Regions from separate parts of the Homo sapiens genome. Here region 1 is linked to region 2. Evidence: chromatin loops called from intact Hi-C (ENCODE). Cell type or tissue: prostate gland. All regions are shown on one strand. Links, peaks and the distances in the headings refer to the core of each region. The heading gives the core; the rest is flanking DNA. Region 1 overlaps MAX (MYC associated factor X). Region 2 overlaps CHURC1-FNTB (CHURC1-FNTB readthrough).

Region 1 (5,376 bases), core at 77-5,076, 55 kb after region 2:
ATAGCCCCTACATGCAGGCTGCCTGGCCCAGTAACCAACCCACTGACACCACCCACTGCCCATCCCTTGGTTCAGCTCAGCTTGAGCCTGGAAGGTCAACCCATTTAATTTATTTTATTTTATTTTATTTGAGGTTTTCTAACCCAGGTGGTTACTTGCATTTCCTTTTACTTGCATCTTCCATGAGGGAGGAAGAGAAGTGAATTCCCCAGGAACAAAGAACTTGATCAGCTCTCGCTTTCCCCTGTGGTTGTAGGAAAAGGCGGGTGTGAGCATTGAGAACAGCATGGGCCTAGCCCATAGGCTGCCCTGATTGGACTACCATTGACAATGGGGAGGGCTCACTGTCCCTGAACACCTGGAGTCTCTGGTACTTACACAGCACATTCCACTCCAAGGACCTCAAAGCTCTTTTCAGACACCTGATGCCAGGTGTGATCCCTACTGCAGGCAGAGCACCTGAGCCCCAAGAAGGGGAGAGGTCAGGCCAGAAAAGATACAAGTCTCCAGATGTCCAACTTCCTAGCTTCCACTGTCTCCTCACTGGCGCCTCAGGTCCTTCCTCAGGACGGCTCTAACACTCAGTTACTCAGGCCCCAAGAAGCAGGACCAAGCCTGCTACTGAGCACATACTCCATGACTGGCTCTGACTCTGCAGGCCCAGGTGCCAAAGCCTGACCTGGCTGGAGCACAGCAGGGCCAGCTGCCCCACGAGCTCGGGTGCTCACCTTGCTGCTCCAGAAGAGCATTCTGCCGCTTGAGGTCGTCAATATCTTGCTGGTGTGTGTGGTTTTTCCTTCGCATATACTGGATATATTCTGTGGCTTTGTCTAGGATTTGGGCCCGGGATGCCTGTGGCAATATGAGAAAAAGCACAGGGGACAAAATAAAAACCCAATCCAGGCAGTGAGGGAACCTGGCCTGCAGCAACTGCTTGGGTGGCTGGAAACGAGAGGGTAAGGTGGGAAAAGGCTGAAGAAATACAATAATGGCTACTGTAGGCTTTATTTATTTATTTATTTTTTTATTTTTTTGAGACAGAGTTTCGCTCTTGTTGCCCAAGCTGGAGTGCAACAGCGTGATCTTGGCTGACAGCAACCTCCGCCTCCTGGGTTCAAGTGATTCTCCTGCCTCAGCCTCCTGAGTAGCTAGGATTATAGGTGTGCGCCACCACGCCCATCTAATTTTTTTGTATTTTTAGTAGAAATGCGGTTTCACCATGTTAGCCAGGCTGGTCTCAAACTCCTGGCCTCAGGTGATCTGCCCACCTTGGCCTCCCAAAATGCTGGGATTATAGGTCACAGGTGTGAGCCACTGCGCCCAGCCTGTTGTTGTTGTTGTTGTTGTTGTTTTTTTTTTTTTGGAGACGTAGTCTCGCTCTGTTGCCCAGGCTGGAGTAGAGTGGTGTGATCTCAGCTCACTGCAACCTCCACCTCCCAGGTTCAAGTGATTCTTCTGCCTCAGCCTCCAGAGTAGCTGGGATTACAAGTACATGCCACGTTGCCTGGCTAATTTTTACATTTTTAATAAAGATGGGGTTTCACCATGTTGGCCAGACTGGTCTCAAACTCCTCACCTCAGGTGATCCACCTACCTCGGCCTCCCAAACTGCTGGGATTACAGGCGTGAGCCACTGCATCCGTGAAGGCCTTCTTTGTGACATACAAGGTGCCAAGTGCTTTACAGAGCTTAACTCACAAGATTAGTCTCAGAGGTAGCTCTACTAAGAACCCAAGGATCAGAGAAGTACACCGCTTTATTCAAAATCACCAGCTGCACAGTAGCATGGCCTGGCTTTAAACTCAGAGCCATCCGACTCCTGAACTGTACTCCTCCCATCTCCTCTGGTTCTTTAGGTTGCTTTAAAGTCTTTAGCTTGGCTATGTCTGGAAACATTAAAATACTACTTAAATGAAAGCTTTAGGTCACTAATTCTGCTAGGGCCTGGCTTGAGACAGGAATGGGTACAATGTGTTTCATCAAGACCCAAGATTCCAGCCAAACTCTGAAACCACTGTTAACTATTCCGAACTGAACAATGCTGCTGTGTCACTACTTCAGCCTTCCTGGCTAAAGAGACTTTCATAAAAAGCTGTCGGTGCTTGATGTCAACACAGGAAGAGCATGAGATTGGGCCATTTCAGGAAACAACCACACCTCTACAATGGCTGTGGGTTGCCTGGGTACTGCCTTGCTAGAGTAAGTTCGTAAGTCAATAACATGGATGTCATGTTACTGTGCCCCTAGACATCAAACTTGTCTGGGAGATTCTCTCCAGGCTACAAACATAGTCAGAGTTACTTATGGCCAGGCAGCCAGCCAAACTGGTAGAATAGTACAAAGCCAAGCGAAGCTCAAGGCGGGGTAGCCTAGTAGCTTAAGTATGGCCTTCCAGCCAGAGACTCCTGAGCAGCCGGAAAGCTTCTTACTCAGGGTAGGGAGTGCTTGACAATTCTGTATTACAAGCCCAATGGGTCCTAAACAACCAGAACACAACAGCGGGAGAAAGACAAAGAAAACATGTACACCGTGGCTAGCAAAACCAGATCTACTCATATTAAATCCTAACAATCTCAATTTATAGGCCTCAGTTTGGGCTGAGTTTCAGAAAGGTTTGTAAGGCCCGTGCTTATTCATAAGTCCTCACAAGTACTAGAATTTCCAGGCTTTCCTCTTTAGCACCCTTAAGGTAATTTCCTCAAGGAAATTGTTCATAATCAACCATTTTTATCAGGTGCAAATTACGTACAAGATACTAGGCAGATACTGTGGGGAAACAAAATGTATTAGTCATGGCTTCTTTGCCCCAAAGCTTACTTACTATCTAGTTGAGGAGATAAATATGTCTATACATGGAAATATCACAGGGCAGTGCTGACAAGCGTAACCTGACTAGCAGAGACTAGAGACACCACGGGAAAGATGGCTTCTGGCTGGGGTGATTACCTACTGTGTGCTACGCATTGGCCTTGGTGCTGCATGTGTGCATGCAACACGCTCCTATCTGAAATGGTGAGCCCTGTGTTAGACCAAGGTGGCGTTTGGAATAGCACAGTCAAGATGGGATGGGGAAAAAGTGAGATGCGTTTCTTTAGTTGAGTCAGTCAGCTTATGCAGAAGGAATGAGAGTTCCTAGCCTAGCAATGGATACTTCAGACACTGTTTCCCATTTCTACAAAGGGACCTTATTAGGGTTTATTAGGTGACAAAATGGGGTGGAAAAAAGGAGCACATAATTAGAAGGGACTAATTAAAATACCTTCCTCTCTGGATACTGGAGATGGAATGAAAAATGATTAGTATTGATAAGAGGTGGTAGAGTGGCAAGGAAGAATTTGGGAATTAGAGGACAGAGGAGTGCTCTGCATGCTTGTCATTAATGGGTTCTGTAGCTGCAGACACATTTCTCACCTTGCCTATTCCTCATCTGACTAGAAATTCTCTAAGACCCCATCTAGCCCTCCAAAGTCTACCCTTTCCATCACTGATGTAATTTACATCCCTCTATTTAAATTTGCCTATGTAAAAGCTATTTTTTCAACTAATAGTTCCCAGAAGGCAACATTAGCTCTTAACTACCCATGTGCATCCGGGACAAGGGAAAAAATGCACAATCTCTGAAACCAGAGAGCACTTGCAAATGTTCAGTGATAACTTTTAATGAATGACCAGACTGAGTAACAGCCTTTTTGCTACCAGTTTCTCCTTCAAATATTTATACATGAAACCAGGGAATTAGGATCAAGAAGTGAAAAGTGAGCAGTAAGCACAGCAAAACAAGCCAGAAGAGAGAAAAAGATCTGTGAGGGATGGCAGTTTCCATTTCAGGGTAATTTTTGGATGAAGATAAAATTCATAGATGTTCAGAACATAGTGTCTTGGGAACAACAGGAGTCCAAAGAAGGCTGGATTGGTTTAAACTCAGAACGAGGCCTTCAGAATGCTAAGCACAGCCCTTCCTCCATCCTCTGCTGAAAGCAGAAGTGCCCCTGGTCACTTAGGGTGCCCTGATCCCTCAGCAAGTCCAAAAGAATGGTTCAGAGTTAACTTTATTTTACTCTTCCCAGGGTACCCAACAAGAATTAAGGCCCAACAAGAAAAAAATTTAAAGCACAAAATACAGAAATACCCCAAATTTGCATGTGCATGTAGTCCAGGAAAGAAAAAGCAAAAGGCTGAAGCTAAAAATGCTAGACTCACCTGCAATCCTCCCCTCCCATCTTTCCACTCCATACAAGATCATGTGGCCAAACACAGGATGAAGGTGGGGGCAGGGCCTTCCTTGTCTTTATGAGTTTATAATATGTGACCAGCAAACACGAAACCAGCAAGAAACCCTGGGATTTATGGCATGGACTATGGAATAACCCTGGACTTTCAGTTTCTGTTTTCTGAAAATTGCTCTAAGTCAGCTGAGTCAACTGCCTATCTTCATGTGAGTGTGACTGATCAGATAGAACTTGGTAAGTCAACATGTCCACAGAGCAAGTGCTGCCTTGGGTACTCAGTAAAAGCCTGAAAATTTTTTTCCTGATAGTTTTTATAATTAGCAGAATCATAATTTTGAGTCTGTCTTTGTGAACAGAAATGGCTCTTTAAATGGCTTGGATGGAGCCCTGAGACAGGGTGGATGGTGGCTGAAGGGACTGAAGAGGTAGCCAGGCCTCCCATGTAGCCATGTAAGCAAACGCAAAGGGCTCAGCAGGCCTCTCTCTCACCTCTGGGAGCCACACAAAGGGATACTGGGCAGCCTTGCGAGATCTTGCTCCAAAGCCATGGCTGCACATAGCAACACAAGTGACAATGATGATGGGGGTGGTAACAATGGCAGCACTAACACTTACTGAGTACTTACTAAGTGTCAGGCATCCTCACACAACCTTCTGATGTTTTCCCTATTTTATAAATGAGGAAACCGAGACACAGAGCTGTAATTTACCCAATGTTATGTAAACTAATAGGAAGTTGAGTCAGGATTTGAATCCAAGCCTCCAGGACACTCATACTTTGGGAACACAGGGGAAGCTATGGAACTAATTTAAAAAGATCAATAGAATTGCAGGGACACTGTTGTCATGGAGGGGAAAGTTGGAGGAGGAAAAGGACTACGAAAGTCACCTGATTTGCCTACAAGGACGTCAAATGGAAGACCCTAGTGAAGGTGGTTTTCTTGGAGGAGTGACAGCCGAAGCCCAATGGTAAATTGTCTCTGCACCGGTAACAGGCATAAGAATTGAGTTGCAAGTGAGGCAATGATGAAGACTAGTCTTCAGAATTTGGTTGAAAAGTAAGAAGTAGGCCAGGTGCAGTGGCTCATGCCTGTAATCCCAGCACCCTGGGAGGCTGAGGTGGGAGGATCACTAGGGCTCAGGTGTT
Region 2 (5,376 bases), core at 134-5,133:
TAGTCTCAGTTTTTACCTACTAGAATGTTTATGTAATTATCCTTTGTATATTTGAGGTATTTTGCTGGGTAGCTTTCTCACTGTGATTGTCTGTAATATTAAGCTTTTTATATTATTTTAAAAATAGAGATAAGGTCTCGCTGTATTGCCTAAGCTGGTCTCAAACTCTTGGCCTTAAGTGATCCTCCTGCCTTGGCCTCCCAAAGTCTAGGGATTACAGGCACGAGCCACCACACCCAGCCAAATACTTAAAAAAAAAAAAAGTAGTCATTTTTACAACTCTCATGTGAATTCCCTTTGAGGTGGAAAATGGAGGCTAGAGCCAGATACAGTTCTGACTAATACTGCATTTATGATGCTTTTAACAAGCATTTTTATTGTTGTTCTTCACAACTCGTGGACCCTTATTACTGGTCTTTTCCTGCTATGTTCCTAGTCATTTCCCATATTCATGTGCCTTACCCATCCCCCACCCCTGCCATCTCTAAGCGTAATTCTTGCTATTTGTACCTGTTGCATTTGTTTTATTCTTATTGGTTTCTGATTTGTTTTGCTGCTCATTTTGTATTATATGCTTATTTACTGTACATGCCTTTGAATCCTTCATCCAAACTGATGACGGTGTTTAGAATCAACATTGATTAATTGATTGAGACAGGGTCTCACTCTATTGTCTGGGCTGGAATGCAGTGGCACAATCACAGCTCACTGCAACCTGGACTTCCCCAAGCTCAAGTGATCCTCCCACCTCAGCCTCCTGAGTAGCTGGGGCTAGAGGTGGGTGCCAACGTGCCTGGTTAATTTTTATAATTCTTGTAGAGATGGGGTTTTGCCATGTTGCCCAGGCTGGCCTTGAACTCCTGAGCTCAAGTGATCCCCCTCACCTCAGCCAAAGTGCTGGGATTACAGGCATGAGCCACCACGCCTGGCCAGAATCAATCACTTTAGATCAGTCCTCAGCCATCACCTAAGAGTCCCAAGTAAACTCCTTATAAGGCTGAGAGGCAATCGCTGATATCCCTGCTTTGAACTTGACCCTCTTACAAGATTTACATACTCTTTAATGATGGAATGATAAAAGTGGTGGTGTCCAGCAGAACTTTCTGTGATAATGAAAATGTTCTATATTCTGTAAATGTCTATAGGTGTCTATAAACATCTATACGTGTTCTATATTGGCCACTAGCCACAGTTAGTTGTGGAGTACTTGAAATGTGTCTTGTGTGACTGAAGAGCTGAATTTTCTATTTTAATTAATTGAGAATTTAAATTGCCTCATGTGGCTAGTGGCTGCCTATTGGACAGCACAGATGTATCTCATTGCTACTCAAAATGTGGTCCCCAGACCAGGAGCATTGCTATCACCTGGGAACTTATTAGAAATGAGGACTCTCAGCCGGGCATGGTGGCTCACGCCTGTAATCCTAGCACTTTGGGAGGCCAAGGCGGGCGGATTGTCTGAGCTCGGGAGTTCGAGACCAGCCTGGGCAACACAGTGAAACCCTGACTCTACTAAAAAATACAAAAATTAGCTGGGCGTGGCGGCATGCACCTGTAGTCCCAGCTACTCGGGAGGCTGAGGGAGGAGAATCACTTGAACCCAGGAGGCAGAGCTTGCAGTGAGCTGAGATCGCTCAACTGCACTCCAGCCTGGGCGACAGAGGGACACTCCATCTCCTAAAAAAAAAAAAAAAGAGGACTCTCAGACCCATCTAGTTCTACTGAATTAGAGCTGCAGTTTAGCAAGATCCACAGGTAATTTCTATGCAACTCAAGTTTGAGAAGCACTGATACCTGGCTGAACATTGGAATCACGTGGGGAGTTTAAAAAAAATACTGCCACCTGGGTCCCACCCATAGTGATTCCGGTTTAATTGGAATTAGGTGTGGCTTGGGTGTTGGGATTTTTTTAAAACACCCCCCAAGTAATTTTAGTTGTGCAGCAAGGACTAGTGATGGCTCAAGCTTTGCATGTATCTGAATCACCTGAGAATTTGGTAAAAATACAAAGGCCCAGGATCTTTTCCACCTCAGCAGGACTGGGTCTCTGTATTCTTTTATTAGCTTTCTACAGATTCTGATGCACACATTTTGGGTTTGAAGATCCATGATATAGAAGATAGTTTCCCACTTTGCTGGTAATTGGCACGTAAGCTAGAATGAAATGCCTTGCTGACGTTAAAGAAAATTGATGTATTGCAGCTTTCAGTCATATTCTAAAGGAATGATTTTGTGAATACTTGTTTTTCACAAAATGTGCCACTTGGTGTTTGTACAATGTTTTTTGCTTGTAATTTTTTATTTATTGGTGAACTTCTTGTCTCTATGATAAGTTTTTCTCCCCCTACATTTGTGGGAAAAAAAAATATTTTTTTGTAGAGCTGGGGTCTCACTGTGTTGCCCAGGCTGGTCTTGAACTACTGGCTTCAAGCAATCCTCCTGCCTTGGCCTCCCAAAGTACTGGAATTACAGGCACAAGCCACTATGCCTGGCTCCTTTTTTTTGTTTGTTTGTTTTTTTTAAATATGTAGAAGTATCATTAACATTTTGGTCTTCAGAATTGCTAAGAAGTCTGTGAATGACAGCTGGTAGTTCATAGTCAACTTGCCAATTCCTTAAGGTGCAAGTTGGAAAGCCTTGGGATCAGAATGTTCTGTAATACGGAAGTGTCTGAGATCAAGAGAAGCCCAACCTCCAGTTCTCTAGCACAGCCCCAGACAGTCAGATGCAGCATGTCAGCTGAGGGAGGTTGGCATGGAGGGATGGTATCAAGGTGTGTCTGGTACATTCAGATCCTAACTAATTCGAGGCTTTAGGGTCAGTAGTGTTGCGTTCGGCACGATTCTATCTTAGGAGCTGGGAAAGGGAGTGGATAACCAGGTGACTCTTTTTCTTTCTTTTAAAAAATGTGCTGTTAAGTTTTGTATCAGCTAAAACTTTTTGTGGTACAGAAACCTTTTGGTATGCTAGTGCAGCCAGCCTTTGTTAGGGCATGAGCTTATTAACTATTTGTTTCTGGGAAATGTCATAAGAATTGATGACGATTTGGAAAGAAGGAACAAATTCAAGTTCTCTACAGAAATTAATTGCTGTTAAAAATGTGTCACATGCTGGGCATGATGGCTCACACCTGTGACCTCAGCACTTTGGGAGTCCGAGGTGGGAGGATTGCTTGAGCCCAGGAGTTCAAGACTAGCCTGGGCAACATGGCGAAACCCCATCTTTATAAAAAATACAAAAACTAGCCAGGCGTGGTGGCTCATGCCTGTAATTCTAGCTACTTGGGAGGCTGAGGTGGGAGGATAGCTTGAGTCTGGGGAGGTTGAGGCTGCAGTGAGCCGTGATTATGCCGCTGTCCTGCAGCCTGGCCGACAGAGTAAGACCCTCTCTCAAAATCAAAAACAAAAACCATAGTGCCACATAATTGTTTTCAACTTCAGTTTCAATCCTTGTGTTTTCTACAGTAAAATTGTAGGTGCAAAAAGAAGTATGTGTTGTTTTAACCTGTGACGTTTCAGAACTCACAGAGCAAGGCAGCAGCGTTTGCTTTTGCTTTCTCTGCCCGGATAATGGGAACTCTGAAATCGAAAGCAATTAAATGTGATGTTGGCAAACAGTTATAAACTTGTGTCTTCTTGGAGAGTAGGCTATGTAGTCTTTCTGGCAGCAGTAGCAAGGAAATAATGAGGTGAAAGCGCCCAGGAAAGAAGGCCCCATGAACACTGCAAAGACAGTTTGCTTGTTGTAAATGGAGGTTTCTCCTGGCGGGAAGGCTGTGACCCTGCTGAGCTGTGGAGAAACAGCTTGATAACCAGGGCTTTCCTGGGGCACCCTTTCTGGTGCACTTCGGAAGACCCCGGACTGATGATAGGGCTCTCTTGATTTCACCTAAAGCAAGACTGTAACCTCTGGGCAGCCTGATGCCAGGCTTGGAGGCAAACCCTCAGAAAACAGCTCCCCTCAGTGAGGGAATGGGAGCCTGTTTGAATTAACGTGGAGAATTCTCCAAGAACCCGCAGACTGGGAGGCATTCTCACGGCGAGTCAGTGCAGCTCCTCTTATGTTTACCGCAATTAAGGTGAGCATGAGAGCAGCCTGCCTCTCTTCTGTTCTCCCAGCCATGGAAGCAGGCTCCATTAAAAATGTGTTTTTCAGCCGGATGCAGTGGCTCACACCTGTAATCCCAGCACTTGCAGAGGCTGCGGCGGGTGGATCACTTGAGGTCAGGTAGTTCAAGACCAGCCTGGCCAGCATGGTGAAACCTTGTCTGTACTGAAAATACAAAAAATTGGCTGGGCGTGATGGTGCACGCCTGTAATCCCAGCTACTTGGAAGGGTGAGGCAAAAGAATCTCTTGAACCTGGGAGACGGATGCTGCAATGAGCTGAGATCACACCACTGCACTGCAGCCTGGGCGACCGAGGGCAACCCCGCCTCAAAAAAAAAAACAAAAAAACAAAACTTGCTTCTTACTGGTGGAGTAGAAATCAGTGGCCCACAGAGGCTTAGGTGGCAATGGGAGTGAGAAGACCTCTATTTACATGTTCATGATAGGCCTAGGTGATGGATCCTGACTAGGATGGTTAGTGTGGAAAGAAGCAGTTGAGCACCATGTTTTGGCAAAATTCAAAGGCTGGGAGGTTCCCAAAGGCAAGGAGGAGGAGGCTGGTACCACAGGTCCAGGGCAGCAAGTTGAGTGGAAAGTCTGGGAAAGGTTTGTGTGGGAAGCACGGGAGACTCTTACCCCATAGCTACGAAAGTCGGTTTCTTCCCAGCCTTGTGTTCCCTGCTTCATGACCAACAAGCGCTTAAGTACGAAACTCAGAGGAGGGCAGACAGAAATGATGATAGCTGGAGAGAGAATTAAGCCCTTTGGGGAGAGGTTATATTCAACAAGTGGGAGGAGAGGTTCCCCTCAACTTTTGAGGGAGTGGGGGATCATTGGAAAGGCCTGGAATCTAGTGGGAATTTGGTGTTTTGACATGAATGCTCTCTGACTTTGTTTTTGCCCTTTGGCTGTGTACCTAGTGTGTGTCAGTTCCTGGAGCTGTGTCAGAGCCCAGAAGGTGGCTTTGGAGGAGGACCCGGTCAGTATCCACACCTTGCACCCACATATGCAGCAGTCAATGCATTGTGCATCATTGGCACCGAGGAGGCCTATGACATCATTAACAGGTACAGTGAAAGCCAGCAGTGACAGAAACCTAGAGGAGTTCCCCGCCTGCTGACACGCACTGACTGTTGCCTCTCCTACCTCTTTCCCTGTTTCTCAGAGAGAAGCTTCTTCAGTATTTGTACTCCCTGAAGCAACCTGACGGCTCCTTTCTCATGCATGTCGGAGGTGAGGTGGATGTGAGGTGAGTGGGGTTTTGCACA

What was found. A loop is a pair of places that touch in the nucleus more often than their neighbours do. Peaks named below come from ENCODE experiments on the same cell type or tissue, not always from the same donor. Only the 100,000 strongest peaks of a DNase experiment are listed, where the experiment ranks them.
Region 1: a loop joins it to region 2, with 2.4 times the contacts of the local background. A loop is called at or near these places in 2 of 110 quality-filtered maps.

Annotation. Positions count from the first base shown.
Region 1 is chr14:65,077,185-65,082,560 of GRCh38, forward strand. It overlaps MAX (MYC associated factor X), which reads right to left. Exons shown (of 5, transcript NM_002382.5): 4 at 729-852. Among named protein-coding and RNA genes, the nearest start is that of MAX-AS1, 10 kb to the right of the region's middle. RefSeq lists an enhancer at 219-1,194. In prostate gland, for the core only: no CTCF peak of the experiment used is centred there; DNase peaks (open chromatin) are centred at 2,427 and 4,308; H3K27ac peaks cover 5,000 bases.
Region 2 is chr14:65,022,425-65,027,800 of GRCh38, forward strand. It overlaps CHURC1-FNTB (CHURC1-FNTB readthrough), which reads left to right. Exons shown (of 14, transcript NM_001202559.1): 7 at 5,029-5,175; 8 at 5,274-5,357. FNTB (farnesyltransferase, CAAX box, subunit beta) reads left to right here. Exons shown (of 12, transcript NM_002028.4): 5 at 5,029-5,175; 6 at 5,274-5,357. It also overlaps a transcript of MAX not described here. Among named protein-coding and RNA genes, the nearest start is that of MIR4706, 20 kb to the right of the region's middle. In prostate gland, for the core only: no CTCF peak of the experiment used is centred there; DNase peaks (open chromatin) are centred at 2,747, 3,597 and 4,083; H3K4me3 peaks cover 903 bases; H3K27ac peaks cover 2,982 bases.